3 separate regions of the Homo sapiens genome follow, and all the other regions are linked to region 3. The links are chromatin contacts, found by Hi-C or POLR2A ChIA-PET in ENCODE. All regions are on one chromosome and are shown on one strand. The core of a region is the stretch at or near the end of the contact, and the rest is flanking DNA. Distances in the headings are between cores, read along the strand shown.

Region 1 (2,700 bases), core at 25-2,524, 1.2 Mb before region 3:
ATTCATCACCCATCTCTGCTCCCCTCCTGGCCCCCAACCCCACTTCCTTTCCATCCTCCTTTCACCCCAAGTCTCTTTCTTCCTTCACACCTCATGCCCCTTTACCCTTGGGAGCCCCATAGTGACTCCTGGCATGAAGGTAGGTAGTGAAGAATCTACAGACATGACTCCAGGACCCTGGCACCCCCCCCCCGCCTTGCTCTGCTCTTGGCCCAGGTACTCAAGCTGCAGTTTCTAGCAAGACCTCATGGGTGTCCAAACTCTGTCTCTGGAAAATAGGAAAGAAAGAAGTAAAGGGGAGCTTCCGGCCTGACCCTTCTATCATCATCAACCCCCCAGCACTCCCCTCCCCCACTTCACCCCCAAATTACTCCCTCCCCACCCCCGCTCCCTCGAGCACAGATGGGCCTGGGAGACAGTGACGTGGGCGCCAGGCACCGTGTCTGCTGGAGTGGCGGCTTCCGCTGGCGACCGCCTCCGCAGCCCCGCCTGCTCCCTGCATCGGGGACACTGGGGCTGAGATCTAATGACTTAATGGGGGGTGGGGGAGACTAGAGATTCTGAGGGTGTTAAGGAAGGGGATCTTGGGGAGTGAGATGAAAGATGAAAGGGGAGAGCTAGGATAGGAGATCGGGGTGTAAAGAAAGAACCAAGAATAAGACAAAAGGGATCACTGCGGGAAGGAAGACAGGAGATCATCTAGGGCCAAGAAGGAAAGGGCTAAAACACAGGCACTCCAGGGGGAAGCAGGATGAGAGACTGATTAGAAGAGGGACTGAAATGGAGACCGCGGGGTCGCTGAAGAGGGGCGCGAGGATGAGGGGCTGTACAGAGGGTGGGCGGGGGAGATTCCTGGAGGCACCGGCCTGGGCAGAGCCATCCGTTTCCCTCGGGGGAGAGGTCCGGGGGGCTCTGAAACCCGGCATCCGTGGGGTCTGTTAGAGATTCCGTTAGGTCACATCAGGCCACCGCGGGGTCAGGATAAGGTAAAGCTAAATGAGGTCAGCTTGAGGTGGTTACACCGTTGGCTGAAAGGCGAGTAAGAAGTGCTGACCTTTTGGCCCCGGTCCAGGGACTACACCTCCCAGAGTGCACTGTTCTCTCCCTCTTGCCCCCCAATGAAGAAAGGAAAGAATGCACGGCCGCACGGCCAACTGGTGGGTACAGTTTTCCTTTAAGGCTGCCTTTGACGTCGCAAGGGTTCCAGAAGGTTCTCCTGGGATTCGAGCAGTGGCCAGTACGTCCCACCTTCTCAACCCGGAGATTGGACTAATATAGTTTGCCCCCGGGCTCGGGTCTGAGTCTCAGGCACGAACCAATAAAATCAAAGGGCGAGCGAGGTTGCCGCCCTCTGTCTTTTTCACCAATGGCACGACAAGATGGCAAAGAGGCGTGGTTGAGTGATCCCAGAGGGCGCCAATCAGATCCACACCAATCACTGCCTGGAATGTGTGCGCGTGTGGCCGGGTGACAGGGGCGGAGGATGGGCGGCTATCACCAAGCCGCTTGTTGAAAACTGCCCAATCACAGTGGAGGCTGAGCTGAGTGACAGGAAGACGGTTCAATGGGCGGCGCGGAGGCGGAGCCGTGGGGGCGGGCTCCCGGTCCCGCTATCGGCGGCCGGCGGGCAGGCGACTCCTGTCCCGGGTGGAGGCGGCGGAGCCGGAGCCGGGGGAGGGGGCAGCGGCTGTCTCACGGACCACGGCGGCGCCCGCAGCTCCTCACCGGTGAGGGCGCCAAGCCAGGACTCGGGGGTCCCGGGAGCGGGGCGTCGTGAAGCCAGGGCTCCTGGTGTTGGGGGGTTGGGACACTGAGGGCCCGTAGGCTCTGCTGCCTTGGGGATGCGGGGCCCCGGGGTCTGCAGGGTGCTCGGAGTCCTAGACCAGGGCTTGGCTGTCACAGGGGGCAGCCAGCGTCTGAGTCGGGGAGGGGAGGGGAGGGGAGGGTCGAGTCGGACCGGACCAGATTGGGTTCTGTGGGGCGGAGGCATCTGTGAGCAGACCAGCCAGCCAGCGCGGGTGACATCACCGACCACCCTCCCCCGCCCGAGCCCCCTCCCCTCCTCTCCTCGCCGCGCCTTTTGTCCCGGCCGAGCTCCGCTCTGCCCCGCCCATCTGCGAGGGAGGAGACTCCCGTCAGTGACTTCATTGAGTAGGTTCTTGGGGATTGGGGTCGGGTCCTCCCCAGTGAGAGGCGACAGGAGCTCACTGCCTCTCGGGCCCTCACAATCACACCTGTCACAGGTATACACGCTGCCACTCACAAACACACGCTTGCACTCCCAGCCTCACTGACACGCTGCCATACAGCCGCTCACAGCCAGCCAGACACTGCTGCACCTGAGAGCAGGTGGCCGCGGGTCTTCTCCCTTCACTCTCCACATTTGGGGATCAGGTCCGGCACCTGCTGCGCCAGACAGGCCTTGCTGGGCACGCGCCTCTGAGAGTCCAAGGAGGTGGCTTCCAGAGCTGCAGCACTTCAGGCCGGCTCCGGTGGAGCGATCAGAGGTGAGGGGCTTGGCTGGGCATGTTTAAGCGCACAGTGCTCTCCTGCCCACCCCCAGCAGCACCCCCACTGCAGGCCCGAGGAGCTTTCCGGAGCTTCCCACACTCCTGGGGAGAAGACTTCTTAGCCAGCTTGATGTTTAAAATTCAGCTGGAGCCCTTAAAACTTCGAGCGTGGACGCTGAATGGGTTTGTA
Region 2 (2,700 bases), core at 129-2,628, 1.1 Mb before region 3:
TCAAGGAAGGAAGGTAATTTGCATAGAGTTTCCTTGGGCTGGCTGTGTTTTTTTTTTTTTTTTTTTTTTTTTTTTTGCCTCTAAAAGCTCTCTATTCTAAATTGAATGGGCTGAGGTAGCCAAGTTTTATCTAACGCTTTCCTAAGGATGGAGGTGGGGTCAGAAAGCCCCAGAGCCCGGGTAATTTCTCAATATAGCTGGTTGGGGAAAGGAGTGCGCGCACGTTTGTGTTTTTGAAGAGTTAGTGCAACTCTAAACTGCACACCACGAAACCTGGAAATCTGGAAAGGCGCACAAAACACGAACTGAGATTCCAACTTTAGCAAGAACCTAAAATGTTAAAGAAAAATTCCTTTCTCCCCACCCACGAGTCATAACATTAAGGAAAACTGGCTCAAACTTTCTAGTATGAACAACAGGCCTAAAGTAAGAAGACCAGAAGCGAAAGGTAGGGCTCGCCCTCTCCCTAACAGTCCTTCACGACTCAGGTCACACACAGAGGATGCCCACCTCCGGCCCCGCCGACCCGGCTCCAAAAAGGCGGCTGTGAGCTTCCCTGAGCTCGGCGGGCCTTCCCCGACCCCGGGCTCCGCCTCGGTGGCAGAGCTCCTGAGGCCTTCACATGGCGCAAAGTCCACGCCCACCGGGCCCGGCTGGGGCCTCGGGCTCGCGGGGCCTGCTCTCTCCGGGGACCAAAGGCTTTCGGCGGGTGGTAGGCCGGACGGCAGACTGGCGCCCCAAAGCCCCGGGGCGCCGCGCCGGCGGAGTGGGCCGGAAGACCTGGCCAGGCCCAGACGTCCGTTCTAAGGGAGCCAATCGGGCGGGCCGGGGCCTGCATGACACAGCACGATCCGGCCCAGGCTCCGACCCGGACCCAACGCAAGCCCCGCCTAGGGGGCGCGCGGGTGCGCAGCTGGCCCCAGCCGGGCCTGCCGGGTCCACGGCCCCTCACTCGCCCCCTAGCTTCCCTTCCCTCTTTCCTGGTCTCCACCTCTCTGACGCGCCCACGGCCAGGCCCCGCCGGGCCTACCCTGCGCGGCTGGTCCCGGTGCGCGCCGCCGCAGCAAGCGAACGGCGCGCGCACACTCACTCGGCTCCAGAAGCCATGGCGCGCGCCTCTCCCGGCCGGCGGCTGTGGCGGCCCGCGGGTAACGGCTACGAGCGGTGGCAAGCGACCGACTGGGCCGGGGCTCGGCTCTTCCAGGCGGTGGGCGAGCAGCGGCGACAAACCCGCAAGCGGCTTCCCTCTCGCTTCCTCCCACCGGCAGCGAGGCGTCGGGCGAACAACGCTGGCTCCTGATCCGCGAGGTGGCAGTGGCAGTGGCAGCGGCAGCGGCAGCGACGACTCAAACGACGGTCGCAGACGCTTCGCTGAGACTGAGCCGAGAAGAGCCGAATCATCGGAAGGGAAGCTGCTCCCACCTCAGCCAATCAGCGCCTGCCCTGCGGACTCTCGCCCGCCTCTCCGCGCCTCTCCCCAGCAACCCGCAGATCACAGCCAATCAGGAAATTCGCTTGCGGCCTGGCTCCCGCCTCAGTGATGCGACACGCCTAGTAACGCCACGTCAATTGGCCGCAACGCTACGCTTCCTCGACGGATTGGAATTCTCAGCCAATCAACGAAAGGAATAGGGCGAGATCGATTAGTGAAAGGAGACCCTTTAATCCCTTAGAGGCGGACTCTCCCACTTGGCTCCAGTTCATTGGCTCCGGAGTTTATCCTCCTGGAAGAACGTGGCACAATAGACTGAACCCTTGTATTAGTCTAGTCCTATTGTGGTAACCCATACACCCATCTTCTCCCAAAACCTGGAGATCTTCTAAGACGCCATCACCACCCTGACACTTCTTGCTCCTTCTCAACGCTGCCTCCAACCACCCCTACTCTGAACTTTCTGACTAGCACCCCACTCCTACCCCATTGTCACTGCACCCTCTGGTAACCCCAATCCCACAGCCTTTGCAGTTTCTCAGCGCTTGTGCCTTTCTTCCTCCCGTCATTAATATTAATACCTTATAATAAGGCACTCAAATCCAGAGAAGTCAAAGGGCAACCACAGAACACACAGCCAATTCAGTAGAACCCAAATTAGCAAGAAAACTGCATATGCTGGGACTTGAAAATCCTTGGGCCCCAAATAACAGGGGTCCCTGTTAGTAGTCAACAGGCAGCTGTTGGTGATATGCTGACTCAATTCACCTTTCACCCTGTACCCACACAGACACATTTGACTAAGACGAGTCGAATTTCTAGAATTTGGAATTAGGAAGGGAGTGAAGAGTTACTCTGAGAGAAACCTGCCTGTCTCTAAGTAACAGGTACCTGCCCTTGTCCTGAGAGGCCTATCTAGACCACCCTTCAGACCCAACTCCACTCATTGTCACTGTCCTGGGCTTTGGGGCTCTGCATTCAGGCAATGTGAAGGACTAAAGCCACTGCCTCCAAAGTGAGGATTCCTGTAGCCCTTTCCTCATACCCAGACTTCAAGTTCATAAGGTAGACGATGTCAGGAAAGGGCATCATAGACAACTAGCACTCAACTAGACGGTCACAAGCCTTCCCACGCAAGTATATGTAGTAGGCAGACGAGATAAATATGAAATTTTACTCGACAACAGAAAAGGAGAAACAGGAAAAAAGGTGCCTCGAGCAAAGTCAATGACTTGGTGGTGGCAGAGATTGTTTCCTCCAAAACGAGA
Region 3 (2,700 bases), core at 56-2,555:
TTCTTAAATGTTTTTCTTCAACACTTTCCTATGGTTCATACTTTAAATGACTTTAAAATTATGCTTTAAGTAAATATATGCTTTAAATAATTTTTATTTGCTTCATTTTTCCTTCATAGCTATCCCTTTTTTTTTGTCATCAAAGATATGTGCGTTTTTTATAAAAACACTTTCTTGTCCCCTGCTGACTACCTCTGGAAGCTTCTTGTTGACCTCTGGTTTTTTGGTTTCTTTTTTTGGCTTTTCATTTCTTAGGGTGGTGGTGGTGGTAGTGAAGGAGAGGGGTCTTCTGGTGGCCCCTGCATAAGCACTCCCCCTCAACATGAGCATGATTAACTGGAACCACTGTTATTTCTGTGGTGTAGACAAAATGAGCCATGTAGCTATTAACATCTCCCTGATTTAAAAAGAAACACGGAACTTTCTTTTTCCTGCTGTCCTTAGGGAGGAAAGGTGTAAATATAAGAGACTGTAGCTAGTATCTTGGAAGTCCCCAGGAGACAGGCGTTTCCTCTTGGTCACTGACTCTCTGGGTCACTGACGCTCCTTGAACAGCAGGGCCACCGTGTCTCCCTTTGAAGCAAGTGATCCTTAAGGAATTTTCCAGGTTTAGTAACTTCTGTCTAGCTCCGAAAAGACGTAATGGCTGCAAAAGTGCTTCGTTGAAGAAGATAAGATATATTCATTTTTAAATAAAAATACTTATGGGCGAGAAAAATCGGAGTGGACTGAATCAATTACAGTAAATCTATGGGCTCTAAGGGAGCAAATAATCCAGGCTGGCTGAAAGAATTAAATATTTTAAATTTATAAAGCCAGGGACCCTCAAATCCATAAAAGGATTCAATCTTCTTCTTCTTTTTTTTTAGGATTCAATCTTCTAATAATCCCGGGAGGGGGCGCAAGAGCAGGATTCTTGTTTCTATTTTACGAATGAGGAAACTGAGGTTCAGAAAGCCTAAGTGGCATGCCTCTTCAGTAATCGGCCAATCGTCGCTGCCCTAACTTCACCTCACCTCCCAGTGCAGCACTAGAGTCCCCTCAGGGGTGGCCGTCCCTGGTCAGTCCAGCTCCAGCAGACGGGGTGGGTAGGACGCTCCCTATCAGGCAGCACTTCCGCCTCCCGGGGCCCGCGCAGCTCACCTCCCTCACCTCCCGCCCTACCCCAGTCACGAGTTGTTTTAGGGGGACCGCCCCTCCACTTGCTGATTGGGTAGCTCCTGAACCATTGTTGTCCTCTGATTGGTTGTTCCCTTTTCGGCTCTGCAACACCGCCTAGACCGACCGGATACACGGGTAGGGCTTCCGCTTTACCCGTCTCCCTCCTGGCGCTTGTCCTCCTCTCCCAGTCGGCACCACAGCGGTGGCTGCCGGGCGTGGTGTCGGTGGGTCGGTTGGTTTTTGTCTCACCGTTGGTGTCCGTGCCGTTCAGTTGCCCGCCATGGCTGAGCTGGATCCGTTCGGCGCCCCTGCCGGCGCCCCTGGCGGTCCCGCGCTGGGGAACGGAGTGGCCGGCGCCGGCGAAGAAGACCCGGCTGCGGCCTTCTTGGCGCAGCAAGAGAGCGAGATTGCGGGCATCGAGAACGACGAGGCCTTCGCCATCCTGGACGGCGGCGCCCCCGGGCCCCAGCCGCACGGCGAGCCGCCGGGGGGTCCGGGTGAGAGTGCGGGCGCGTTTGGGGCGAGAGGACTTGTCTGGAAACTCGGTCCACAGTGGGTCCGAGAGCTTCTGTGTGACTCGTGCTCCTTGCTGAATTAGGAGGTTAGGGAGCAGTGCAAACAGGAAACGAGACCCTGGCCCGGTCTTTCAGAAACCTAGGCTCGAGAAGCCTGTTCGGTTCTCAGCATGTTTGAGTGCTTCTGGGCGCGGGCGGAGCGAGAAAGCAAGTGTAGGGTGGCAGGCTCCGGAGCCGGAAGAAGCCCGTTCAATTCAGCAACTTTTCATTAAGCATTTGCTGTGCCTTTAGTCCGGTCTCTGAAGCAACCGCATTGGCGCAGTTTTTCCAGACTTATAAGCTTATAAGTCTGAGCCGAGCACAGAACTCGTTATTAGAAAAGGAGGGCGGAAAAAAATAAGAATGGAAATATCGTTTTTGAGAGATACAAACAAAAGTAGCAATGCAGTTCAGCATTTAAGCACTTAAGGTGTACAGAGTGTTGGATTACGAGGAGGAAGGAGGGAGTAGGGAACTCGAAAGATGATCTAGGTCTGGAGAAAGAACTGCCAAGCGCGGTAGGAGTTTGCTATCGTTGAGCGATTGATTTACAGCTAGGACTTCTGGAGCTCTTCCTCTGGGAACAGCTTTGGTAGGCAATATTGCCTAAGCAGAACCCAAGATTAGCCTAAACCAATCAGGGAGGGATGAAGAGGTGAATAGAGAATGTTCTCAGCCAAACTCAAGTAAAAATGGGGCAGGTAGGATGGCAGTTTGACCTTTGGATGCCTTAACCTGTGTGTGATGCTTAGGATCATGAGTGGAAAAGACCTACTTAATAATACAAAGAAGTAGGAAATTTAGCTAGAAGAAATGAAATACGGCTTTTCATTCACTTAAAAAATTCCAACTAAGGGAGAATAGGGCACTACTGGGGCATATAGGAGTAGTGTCTACCCTAAATTCAAACCTTAAGGAGCCAGGTAGGTAACATATACGAGAGAAGCTGGCTTGACATGAGACAGTAGAAGTGTTGGAGACTGAG

The links. Hi-C counts contacts between places; a loop is a spot of excess contacts on that map. ChIA-PET counts read pairs that join two places held with the same protein, here RNA polymerase II (POLR2A). Pooled maps may share reads with other maps.
Region 1: a map of CD8-positive, alpha-beta T cell shows a loop between it and region 3 (14-fold over the local background). The contact joins the promoter of DNAJB5-DT here to the promoter of CLTA in region 3. A Hi-C loop is called at or near these places in 2 of 168 maps with a recorded cell type or tissue (CD8-positive, alpha-beta T cell and gastrocnemius medialis), 1 of 37 single-sample maps with no recorded cell type and 8 of 50 pooled maps. POLR2A ChIA-PET finds 5 or more read pairs at or near these places in 1 of 52 experiments (T-cell).
Region 2: a loop to region 3 is called in a pooled map, with 16 times the contacts of the local background. The contact joins the promoter of VCP here to the promoter of CLTA in region 3. A Hi-C loop is called at or near these places in 1 of 37 single-sample maps with no recorded cell type and 10 of 50 pooled maps. POLR2A ChIA-PET finds 5 or more read pairs at or near these places in 1 of 52 experiments (B cell).

Annotation. Positions count from the first base shown.
Region 1 is chr9:34,988,105-34,990,804 of GRCh38, forward strand. It overlaps DNAJB5-DT (DNAJB5 divergent transcript), which reads right to left and starts at 1,275. Exons shown (of 2, transcript NR_109756.1): 1 at 1,055-1,275. It overlaps DNAJB5 (DnaJ heat shock protein family (Hsp40) member B5), which reads left to right and starts at 1,641. Exons shown (of 5, transcript NM_001349723.3): 1 at 1,641-1,727; 2 at 2,395-2,700. The coding sequence starts at 2,527. RefSeq lists enhancers at 1,062-1,271, 1,826-2,700 and silencers at 1,382-1,881, 1,396-1,544.
Region 2 is chr9:35,071,247-35,073,946 of GRCh38, forward strand. It overlaps VCP (valosin containing protein), which reads right to left and starts at 1,379. Exons shown (of 17, transcript NM_007126.5): 1 at 1,091-1,379. The coding sequence starts at 1,107. FANCG (FA complementation group G) reads right to left here. Exons shown (of 14, transcript NM_004629.2): 14 at 2,593-2,700. RefSeq lists a silencer at 457-1,086 and enhancers at 1,487-1,536, 1,737-1,876, 1,897-1,946.
Region 3 is chr9:36,189,616-36,192,315 of GRCh38, forward strand. It overlaps CLTA (clathrin light chain A), which reads left to right and starts at 1,306. Exons shown (of 5, transcript NM_001833.4): 1 at 1,306-1,658. The coding sequence starts at 1,442. RefSeq lists enhancers at 941-1,566, 1,282-1,501.